Linked DNA regions of Mus musculus: region 1 is linked to region 2. Evidence: chromatin loops called from intact Hi-C (ENCODE). Cell type or tissue: left cerebral cortex. All regions are shown on one strand.

Region 1 (5,000 bases), 360 kb after region 2:
CCTTATAAGGGAATAGTTGATGTCATATCTAGAGTACTTAACCTCTGAAAATCATGTGGTCTGTGATGGCATCACATGGAGGAATGGCTTTCTTATAGCAGCGTCTTAGGTTTCTCTGGTGCAAATTATTCTATGGAGGAGCTGGCGGGCTGGCTGCCTTCTGGACCCTGGCTTCTCCCCACCGTGCGCCTGTTACAAACTGTTGTGGGTTCTGACAGGCTCGAAGAAAATGATCTGAATTTCTTCCTCTTTTTGGTTCTTTTTTTTGGTTTACTTTGTGTTTTCTCCTTTTTGTGGGGTATTCAGAGTGGGCCGGGTCCCTGGGCGAAACACAGCTACCTCTGTTGGCATCTTTTTAATACCAGGAACCCAGCGGCTCCAGCCACTGTGCAGCTAAATAAAGTTGGAAAAAAAAAAAAAAGAAAAAGAAAACCACAGCAAATTTCTTGATGAGAACTGAAAATAAAAGTTTCCTTGTATTAAAAAAAAAAACAAAAACTAGGCTGTCTTTATATTAGACAACCTTCCCTGGTGATCAGTGGACAAATGGGAGTAAAAATTCTTAGGACATATATGTGGCAGTATCATTTGATGTTTTGATATTTATTATTCCCCTCCATTCCAATGGCACTTTTATTAAGGCATAGCTACATAAACTTTAGTGTTTATGATGCTTTGAAGGACCTGGAAATTACTTCCAGGCTTTGGATAAATAAGCAAATGTATAGAGTATTATAGTAAGCCAGTCTAGCTCAGTTTGAAATCATCAGTATTGTTAGAAGATTGTGCTAGTCTTCATCTTTGTTTCAGGGTAAACTGTTTCCTCTTTAGGACATTTGACAAGGATATTTATGTATGTGTATATATTTGTGCCGAGTATGTGGCATTGGTATTTCCTATATGTTGTTCAGTCAATATGCTTTATGAATCAACTGGAAATACTAAAGCTTAGCTTTTGATAATTAGATGTGAAATCATTGCTATCACAATCACAAATACAACATGCATCAAGATGCATATTAAGCGATTATTGGTGGATAATTGAGATACAGCTATGTGTGTGAAACTTGCTAATGAAGGCGAGGATATTTTCATCTTCTGTTCTACACAGAAGCTTCTGATGAGCCAGAACTGTGGTGAAAAGGGACCCAGTTCCCCGTCAAAGAGTGTTGGTCTCTTCTTTTCTCTTTGATCTGTTTCTGTTTGAATGTATAAACTTTGCTCTGGATTTTGCCTCTGTGTTTGTTTTAGAGAAGAGACAACATCAAACAACCCAGAATATGGGTTGCTGTTTTGGAGATGTGGGAGTTAATGAATATTGATATTAGAAAGAGTATCCTCAGCCCTGGAATAGCTCTAGGTGCAGGGCACTGAGTGCCTCTGACGATTTGATATGTGAGTATTAACTCCGGCTTGTATTGAGCCGTTTCCCTTTCTCCCTTTGAAACAACTGACCTTACATCATAGAACAAAACTACAATTGATGCCCAGAGTGGCCACTTTAAAATATGTTCTCTATAGGGATAGTTTATGATTACGAAACGCTGAGCATGAATAAATTATGGTTAAGATTATGAGCACATTGAGTCTTAGAACAGGTTCTGTTTTCCTGTATTGGTATGTAGAAAGGTATGCTTTTAAATGCAAATAATTTATTCTTGGATAATCTAAATTTGCATGTGTATAAGCAACATGAAAACCTCCAAGAGTATATAGTACATTTAATATTATATTTAGAGTAAGCTCTTACTTATTTGTTTTCAAGTTTTCTTTAAAGAAAAAACTGGTTAGAAGTTAAAAATATTTCCTACTACTGGAATAGCATTAAAATGTGATTCTATTTTTAAAATTCCTTTTTAAAGACAAAATGGTAAACCAGTTTATCCTGCTATGCATAAACCAACTTTTTAATACGGGTAATTTAATTGTTGAAGTAAATGTGATAAACACAGGCTGCAGTTGCTTAATGTTATCTCTTTAAATTGAACACAATTTTGTCAGCTAAGAACTTGAAACTTGACCTATATAGGCAAGGCAAAACCCTCCCAGAATGATACAATTAGGTCATTAGGAAAGTACTGTATGAGAAAGAAATGATTACCCAGCAAAAGCTTGCATATATTTAAACAAGTGATTTATTCCAAAATGAAGAAGTCTATAACACATACCATAGTACATTTGTCTACAATTCAATCAAATAAGAGTTTTGGCACTTAGAGGCATTCTAAAAATGATTTTTTTTGTTTCATCAATAAGACACTCAGCCCAGGAAAGTGGAGCTTGGTGCAGTGTAGGAGGCTTTGCAAGAGTGCAAGTAGGTGGTAGTTTTTATGTTAGTCATTCCATAGTGAAAAATAGTACTCTCCAACACATGCCATATTTTTAGCAACCTGCTTTTTATATTGACACTTTTTGGTTAAGAATAAGGAAACATATATGTGAACAGTGGCTATTTGACATAACATCTATAGGAGTTATAGTTTCTCGCCAGGTGTGTCCAGTTTGAACTTTTTTGATAGCAGGAACTATGCAGAGATTTAATAGTAATTTCACTTGACTTTTAATTAGTAAATGAGCACTGTGTGCCTTTAAGGGAAACAACAGGATGTTTTAAGATTATGTTTTCAATACAGAGCTAACTTCCATGTTTCTTACCTCATATTTTGTGTGGTGAGACATTTGAAACTTACATTTATATTTTGTAAAATATGTTACAGTATGTAATTTTATATTAGTTATGTCTTAGTCACTTTACAATGTAAGCATACATCAAAGCCTCATGAAGTATGTAATATATATATATAATCAGCTCAAAAATAAATTTTCTGAGGAAGGATAGGTAAAGGGTATTCCAGGAAGTGGCTAAGTTATTGAAGAGTAAAATTCTCCTATCAATGCATGTATAGGAATTACCATTTTTTTCTTTGAGTTTTTGTCACTACATAATTTGTTGTGTGTTTGCTTTATTCTGTGTGTGTAGATGTGTGAACTGCAGGGGTGCACAGGTGGAGGTCAGAGGCCAACGTGTTGGGACCAGTTTTGCCTTGTGAGTCCCGAGGAATAGAATATAGATCTTTTTTAAATCCGGAAATGCAGTTAATTGAAGTGAAGTAAACTTTAAGTGATAGAGGGGAGGCATTATTTATAGTTGAACAAAGAGATATATTTAATATGTATGGAAAGAGCACTAGGACAAGATTGCTATTGTGAGAAGACTTGTATAGATACATTTGAGGATCTTCAGTCAATTGCTGTCATTAGTAAGTTCGGATTCAAAGCTCCTACTGGCTATTACAACTTTGCTGATCTCCAGACTTTACCAACTGAAGATACATCAAATGTTGAAGTTGCAGTAAAAAGGATATTTCAAGATTTATAAGCTCAAAATCACAGCTCTGCAAGATGGCTTAATGTTGTAAGATGATAAATCAGTGCGCATCTTTTGGGACATTCTTTTTGTAGGATATTTAGTAATTTATTTCTCATACAGATTGGGATTTCAGGTAAAATGCAACTCAGCAGACATACAGCTTTAAGGTACTTAAGGAAATGACCATTTGCTTTGGTTCAGATCTCTGGATTTTTTGAGAACATGCACTTTAACTTTTGATTTACTAGGTGAGCAAATGCTCACCTAACACAATCAAATGCTGTAAGATTAATAGTTGAACATTGCCCGTGCTCTGTGATTCTTAGCTTTTAAAACTTTGATAATCAAAGTTACCTCATTAAAAGAATGTAGATTTTAATATGGAAGTTTTACTAGCATATATATTTTTTTCTTTGGCTAAGTCTTTTTCGTTTGTGAAAGTGAAAATTATGGGAAATCTCATATTTTAAATAAAACCGAGTAGAGGATTCTAAGCTAACCAGAGAATGAGCACTTTCAGGGATGAGGAGTCTCTCAAACATCACCATACTCCTTCGGATTCTAAGTATTAAAAACTTGTATCATATGTCTTGGGAGTTGTCTTGATATAGATATAGATAAGTTATTTTTAGGTTGGCTGTAAAAAATATTATAATCTATGGTCATACGTTGTGCCTTTAAAAAGGTATCATAGAGTGCTCCTAAGCCAAGATGAAATATAAAAAAAAAATAAACCCCCAAAACTTTAAAAATACAATATTTCTGTATGTACTTCCAAAGACTCTTATTTCAATGGCAATGCCTATCAGAGGAAGAGAAGCTAAAGTTTAGACTTAGCTATTAATTGAAACATTCGATCCCCACCAACATATTAGAAGCCAGAGATATGCAAAGGCACCGACCACCCTATATCCATCTAACAACCTTGGGAGCTTTCATGTGGATTTCTTTCATGGTATTAGTTGCATGGATTGTGTATACAATCAGATATAGTTCAAATCCTGGCTCAGCAAGGCATGAGAGGTAGCTGTGTGGGCATAGCTCCCAGTTCTCAGGTTTTGCAGGGTAGCAAATCCTTGGGCTGGGAATTGGATTTCATTGTAGTGTTTTGTTGTAATCATTTTTAACATACTTTAGGTTAAAAAATGGGTTGAATATTTTCTTTAAAGATACATTGAAAATAATCCCACTATTTAACCTATTCATTGAAAGTACCTCTGGTTAGGGATATTATTAATTCTGCTTGCTCTAAGCTTAGAGTTCACCAGAGACACTGTCTAGGACTGTAAGATGAAAAAGTGTAAGAAACCTCATGGTCATATGCTCTCTTAATTCTCTGATCTCTGGCTACCTGCTCTTTTGGAAAATGGCAGGTTTATATCTTCTTCAAAGAAAATAATTTTCAAACTGATACATTTAACACAGCTGTTTTCATCCTGCAAATATTTCTCTTCTGAACATCAAGCCGGGTTATGTGATCAATATTATATTTTCATTTGGTGAGTCTAAATTGTAGCTCAGAAAAATCAAAAGGTTAATTTAAAAATATGAAATAACCACTCAATTCTCTGTCTGCTATTTCCACATTCTGTGCTACCGTACATAGTTTAAAGCTTGGAGATATCTGGAA
Region 2 (5,000 bases):
AGGCTTTCTTTGGACTCTGCACTTACTTCCTAAACTTCATGCTTAGTTTTTTTGTTTTTTTTTGGGGGGGGAGGGGGTATTTATTTCATTTACATTTCCAATGCTAGCCCAAAAGTCCCCCACCCACTCCCACTCCCACCCTGGCATTCCCCTGTACTGAGGCATATAAAGTTTGCAGGACCAATGGGCCTCTCTTTCCACTGATGGCCAACTAGGCCATCTGCTGATTCATATGCAGCTGGAGACTGGAGCTCGGCGGGGGGGGGGGGGGGGGGGACGGGGACGGGATGGGACACTACTGGTTAGTTCATATTGTTGTTCCACCTATAGGATTGCAGATCCCTTCAGCTCCTTGGGTACTTTCTCTAGCTCCTCCATTGGGGGCCCTGTGATCCATCCAATAGCTGACTGTGAGCATCCACTTCTGGCCGTGTTTGCCCGGCCCAGGCATAGTCTCACAAGAGACAGCCATATCTGGGTCCTTTCAGCAAAATCTTGCTAGTGTATGCAATGGTGTCAGCGTTTGGAAGCTGATTATGGGATGGATCCCCGGATATGGCAGTCTCTAGATGGTCTTACCAAATCAATCTGCAACCTAATCTGAGAGGTCTGTACTGGGCATATGGACATCTGGGTATCCTGACCAAGTCCAGACTCTGCAGCAAAGCTCCTGGAGGGCAGCATGAGACACTGCAGCCCTAAGACCCTTGGGGAGGCTGGCGGTGCCAACAATGAAACACCCTGAACTAAAGGAATACAAGTGCTAACAGCCTCAGAATCCCTACCCGTGAAAGAAAATGGGTTGACTTAGAGATAAAATATTACATGAGGTTTTAATTTGAAAATAATGACATCAAGGAGTCAAATATTTGAAAATTTTGAATATTTAACAAATTGGAAACATGTTAAAATGATGCAAAACATTAGTATGTAGTTATGTATGTGATATATGTAAATATATGCCATCCTTAGTTTATAGCACGTTTACTAAGGCAGTTCAGGTTGACAACCCTTAAGTGTCAGCTTGCTCTTGAAGGACAGAGCAAAGCAGTGTCTACACTCCAAGCCTTCCACAGTCACGGAGAAAAGTTCTTTTCAGCAAATTCATGGGGCCCAGATGCAAACAGGATTCCTTAACCAAGGCTGTTCCAAAAGCAAGCACACGGGTGGGAGAAGAGTGTGAGAAGGCTTATGAATCCTTTTCTTTAACAGTTACCAGACAGAATCAGGACCCAATCAGAAGGTAACAATGACACATTCTGGAATGTTAATGTATGGAAAGATGTTTGTAAAGCGTGGATGTCAGAGGCAAAGGTCAGAAGACCCAGACAGACGCACACAGCAGCTTCAGTTCTGCACCGCTAGAAGGAAACCATATGTCACGAGCTGAGCATCGCCAATCCCAACACCTGAGATCCAAAACGCTCCAAAATCTAAATTCATTTGCATTTTAACAGGATCGCACAGATGAGAAACTCCATACTTATTTACATATGACAGATGGTGTGTGACTTTTTCCTGGAGAAACATATAGCAACTCCCATTTGCACCCGACAGGATACTGACAAACCAAAGAAGCAATGCCATGCAAGTCCAATTCAGTGAACCCATCAATACGCTGGGGCTGCTTCCAGGAGCATGGATGCCTGGCAGCTGCCACGCCCAGCAGAGGGTTCTGACTTACACTAGGATCTCCTTCAAGGCTGACCTCCTGGGTACTCTATCTAGCATATGCACAAACTCCATGCTGCTGTGGCAGGATTACATGCGGCTAGGGTAGACAGTGAGGGATCTGATGATCTTCTAGGAGTGAATGTTACTTTATAGGCCCAATCCTGTAAGGATCTCCTATAGATAGTCACCGTAACTGAGTTGTCAATGCAGCAATGGTCAGGCTACCCACAAAGGTCAGCATTCCATGACACTACATACAATTAAAACAAACAAGAAAACACACACACAAAAAAAAAACCCTCAAATTAAAAAATGTAAAATGACCTTTAGATTACGTATATGAAAGCACCTAAAACATAAACAAAGCATCCAGATGAGTCTATGTAAGGAAGTGAAGGGAACTGGCTTTTAACACGAGGAGTGGCCGTTTTCAACGAGCAATTCCCCAACCAGCATAGACCTGTTCTTTATTTAACTGACATTGCAAAACCAGGTCAGTAGGACTGAAACTTTGTCATTCTAACAATCCAATAAAGCTGGTGGAATTGAGAACAGTGAGAGAGATCTACCTCTCCCTGCTGAAATGGAAAGTGTAAGAACTGTTCAATTCCTAAGTACACACTAAGTATTTCCCTTACACCCACACAGGTACAGTCAACCTTCACCAACAAAACGCAGCATTTCATTTGAGATGCTGGGTACCACAGAACTTACCTCCTCTGGTAGAAATACGCGTTCTGGGTGCATGTGAGAAACAGCCCCGATTTCCAGCCATCAGATTGCCGGGGCTTTGGTCTATTTGGTCCCATTAAGGACTGACTGAAATGACAACATCCCCCCAAAAAGACCCCGTGTTTGAAACCTGGCCCCTGATGGTAGAATTACTTACAGGGACTATGAAACCTCTGTAACACTGGGTGAGAGGGGAAGTGGTGAGAAACTAGGGGCAGGTACTTGAAGGGCTCAATGGTCTCCACTTCCTGATCTGGGCACAGTGTGTGGAGTGCCACTGTACACTCCCACAGCCTCAAGTCACTCCAGAGCAGCTGCATCATCCTCTTCCCACCACAGAGGACACAAGTCCCCAGAAACCACAAACTTTTTCTCTGATTCGGTCACATACTTTTTCACAGCAACAAGTCCCTGGTGAGACCACATTCACATTCCTTACTTTGCTGGCTCTTCCTGCTGTTTTTCTGCACCATCTCTATTCCATTGAGGCACCAAACCCCACAAGTTCCTCCTTCAAGCTGCATCTCCTCCAGCTGTCACGGCGTTGCTGCCAGGATACTTATGAAGCACTGTCAATAGTAACCTTCACTCACTGGCCTTATTCAATTTTATCCAATTAATCCTAACAGGCTGGAGCTGATCTTTTGCTGAGCAGATCTGGTGGACAGTTTTCTGATCTGCATTCTATCTGGAAACATTTAGCTGCTCCTTAAAAGGTAACTCTAATCATCAGAATCTCCAAGTTCTCCAAGTCCCCTGCCCTTCTCAGGCTTTTTTGACAGGTTTTCCTGAGAATTCTGGTTTCCCCTGCTCTCTGTTCTGTATGAATTCCTCAGCCTCTATGCTGTGCTTTCATGGATTTAGCTACTAGCTTACGTAATTATGACACCTACTCCAATCTCAACTCTGTAGTCTTGCAACTCTTGTGGCCCCTAACACAGCTAAGGAACAGTGTCCTGATGTCAGGGGCTTCACTGGTTGGGTAACCTACAATTTTACGCCACCTCCTTCTCTCCATTGTTATAAACAGAACACTGTTATAAACAGAGTTTCATGATCCTTTCCAAATTAATACAATCATATCCTCATTTCTCAGTCTTATTTTGGTGTACATCAAGCCCAAAATATCTTTCTAATTATTGCAACAATTATGTTTTATAAGCATATACCTAGCATTTCTACATATCTATCAGTATATTATCTTTTGTAATTTTTGTAAATAGAAATCTTGCATTTCATGTGCCTGTCTGCAGTCTTTTGAAATCGTTATCCCCCAACATAAATTCCCAATATTATAAACTAGTGCTCTGTAGTTTGTAAAATACATTTACTTCTATGTCTCCAGCCTCACTCCATGTTAATCTCAACAGAAGCCTGAACTTCTTTGTGAAATCCTCTAAGTTCACCTTAATTTAACACAGTGATTCCTGGCGAGGCCCATTCCTGCCTGGCGTTCTTCACAGCCTTTCCTCGTTAACCAGCGTCACTTTGAACACACACATTCCCAATCCAGCTCTGAGACTCGGAATGGATCAGTTGTTTATGGCCTTCTTTCTTTTTTAAAATTCTACTGAGTGGAGACAATTTCATATGTGATCTCTTATCTATTTATTTAAACCAAATAATATTTGTATGACATTCACAACTGAGAATACTAGAGAAATATTCAAAAGTGTGAATGCCGGTGAAGCCTCTAAGCATTGTAAGTTGCCACAGAGTCATAAAGCTATTAATCTTTTATGCCAGCGCCTGTTGTGGTACAAGTTGCTGTTTACAATATTTGCTTCAAAAACACCCACCCTGGCATGGACAAGGCAGATTAATTACACCACTGGTCAAGGGACTTTACTCCACATGTGTCCTAATGAGGTAATAGACCCATTCTCAAGTTCCCCTTAAAACCTGTACCTCCAGTTAAGTCCAATCTCATGTTAAATAAAAGTGTTTTCCTGGCTGTAGACATGGAGAGACATATACTTCATGTAATGGTTTTCCAAGAGCTGCCCAATGTGGGGAGGGGGGACTCATTGGTTAATAATTATAGTTCCCCTCCACAAAACAATATAATTGGCATAGTAATTAAAGCAATTTAATTAAAACCTCCAGATAATGTGGTATGTGCAATAAGTTTACAGTGGATCACAAAGGTGAACACTTCTAGTAACTTCTAAAACACTTCTAATGAGATGGTAGAAGCCTGGCAAAATAAGTTTGATCCTTGCAGCGAATAAAAAGGTGGAAAGAGAAAACCAACACCAACCAGGAAGCTGTCCTCCGACCACCACGTATGTGTCATGGCATGTATATCCATCCATCATACGCACTGACCACCACATACATGTCATGGCACGTATGTCCATCCATCATGCGCATACACAGTAAAGAAGACAGCATGCTCTTATACAAGGAAGCCAATCCACTCAAAAACTGAAACATTAGAAAGGCTTTTTTTTTAAACTTAATTTAATTTTTAATTTATTTTTACACTTCATATTTCATTCCCTGCCCCCCCCCCCATCCACCTTCCGAATGTTCCACATCCCACACCTCCTCCCCACTCTGTCTCCACGTGGATGTTCCCACCTTCCACCCCA

The links. Peaks named below come from ENCODE experiments on the same cell type or tissue, not always from the same donor. Only the 100,000 strongest peaks of a DNase experiment are listed, where the experiment ranks them.
Region 1: it touches region 2 in a loop (4-fold over the local background); 3 of 42 quality-filtered maps call a loop at or near these places.

Annotation. Positions count from the first base shown.
Region 1 is chr8:38,653,536-38,658,535 of GRCm38, reverse strand. The region is part of intron 1 of Sgcz (sarcoglycan zeta); the gene reads left to right. It overlaps Gm40493 (a long non-coding RNA gene), which reads right to left. Exons shown (of 3, transcript XR_870371.2): 1 at 1-5,000. Among named protein-coding and RNA genes, the nearest start is that of Sgcz, 5.5 kb to the left of the region's middle. In left cerebral cortex, no CTCF peak of the experiment used is centred here; DNase peaks (open chromatin) are centred at 98, 1,205 and 2,309; H3K4me3 peaks cover 453 bases.
Region 2 is chr8:39,018,333-39,023,332 of GRCm38, reverse strand. The region is part of intron 1 of Tusc3 (tumor suppressor candidate 3); the gene reads right to left. Among named protein-coding and RNA genes, the nearest start is that of Tusc3, 15 kb to the right of the region's middle. In left cerebral cortex, a CTCF peak has its summit at 2,745; DNase peaks (open chromatin) are centred at 1,477, 2,824 and 3,261; H3K27ac peaks cover 680 bases.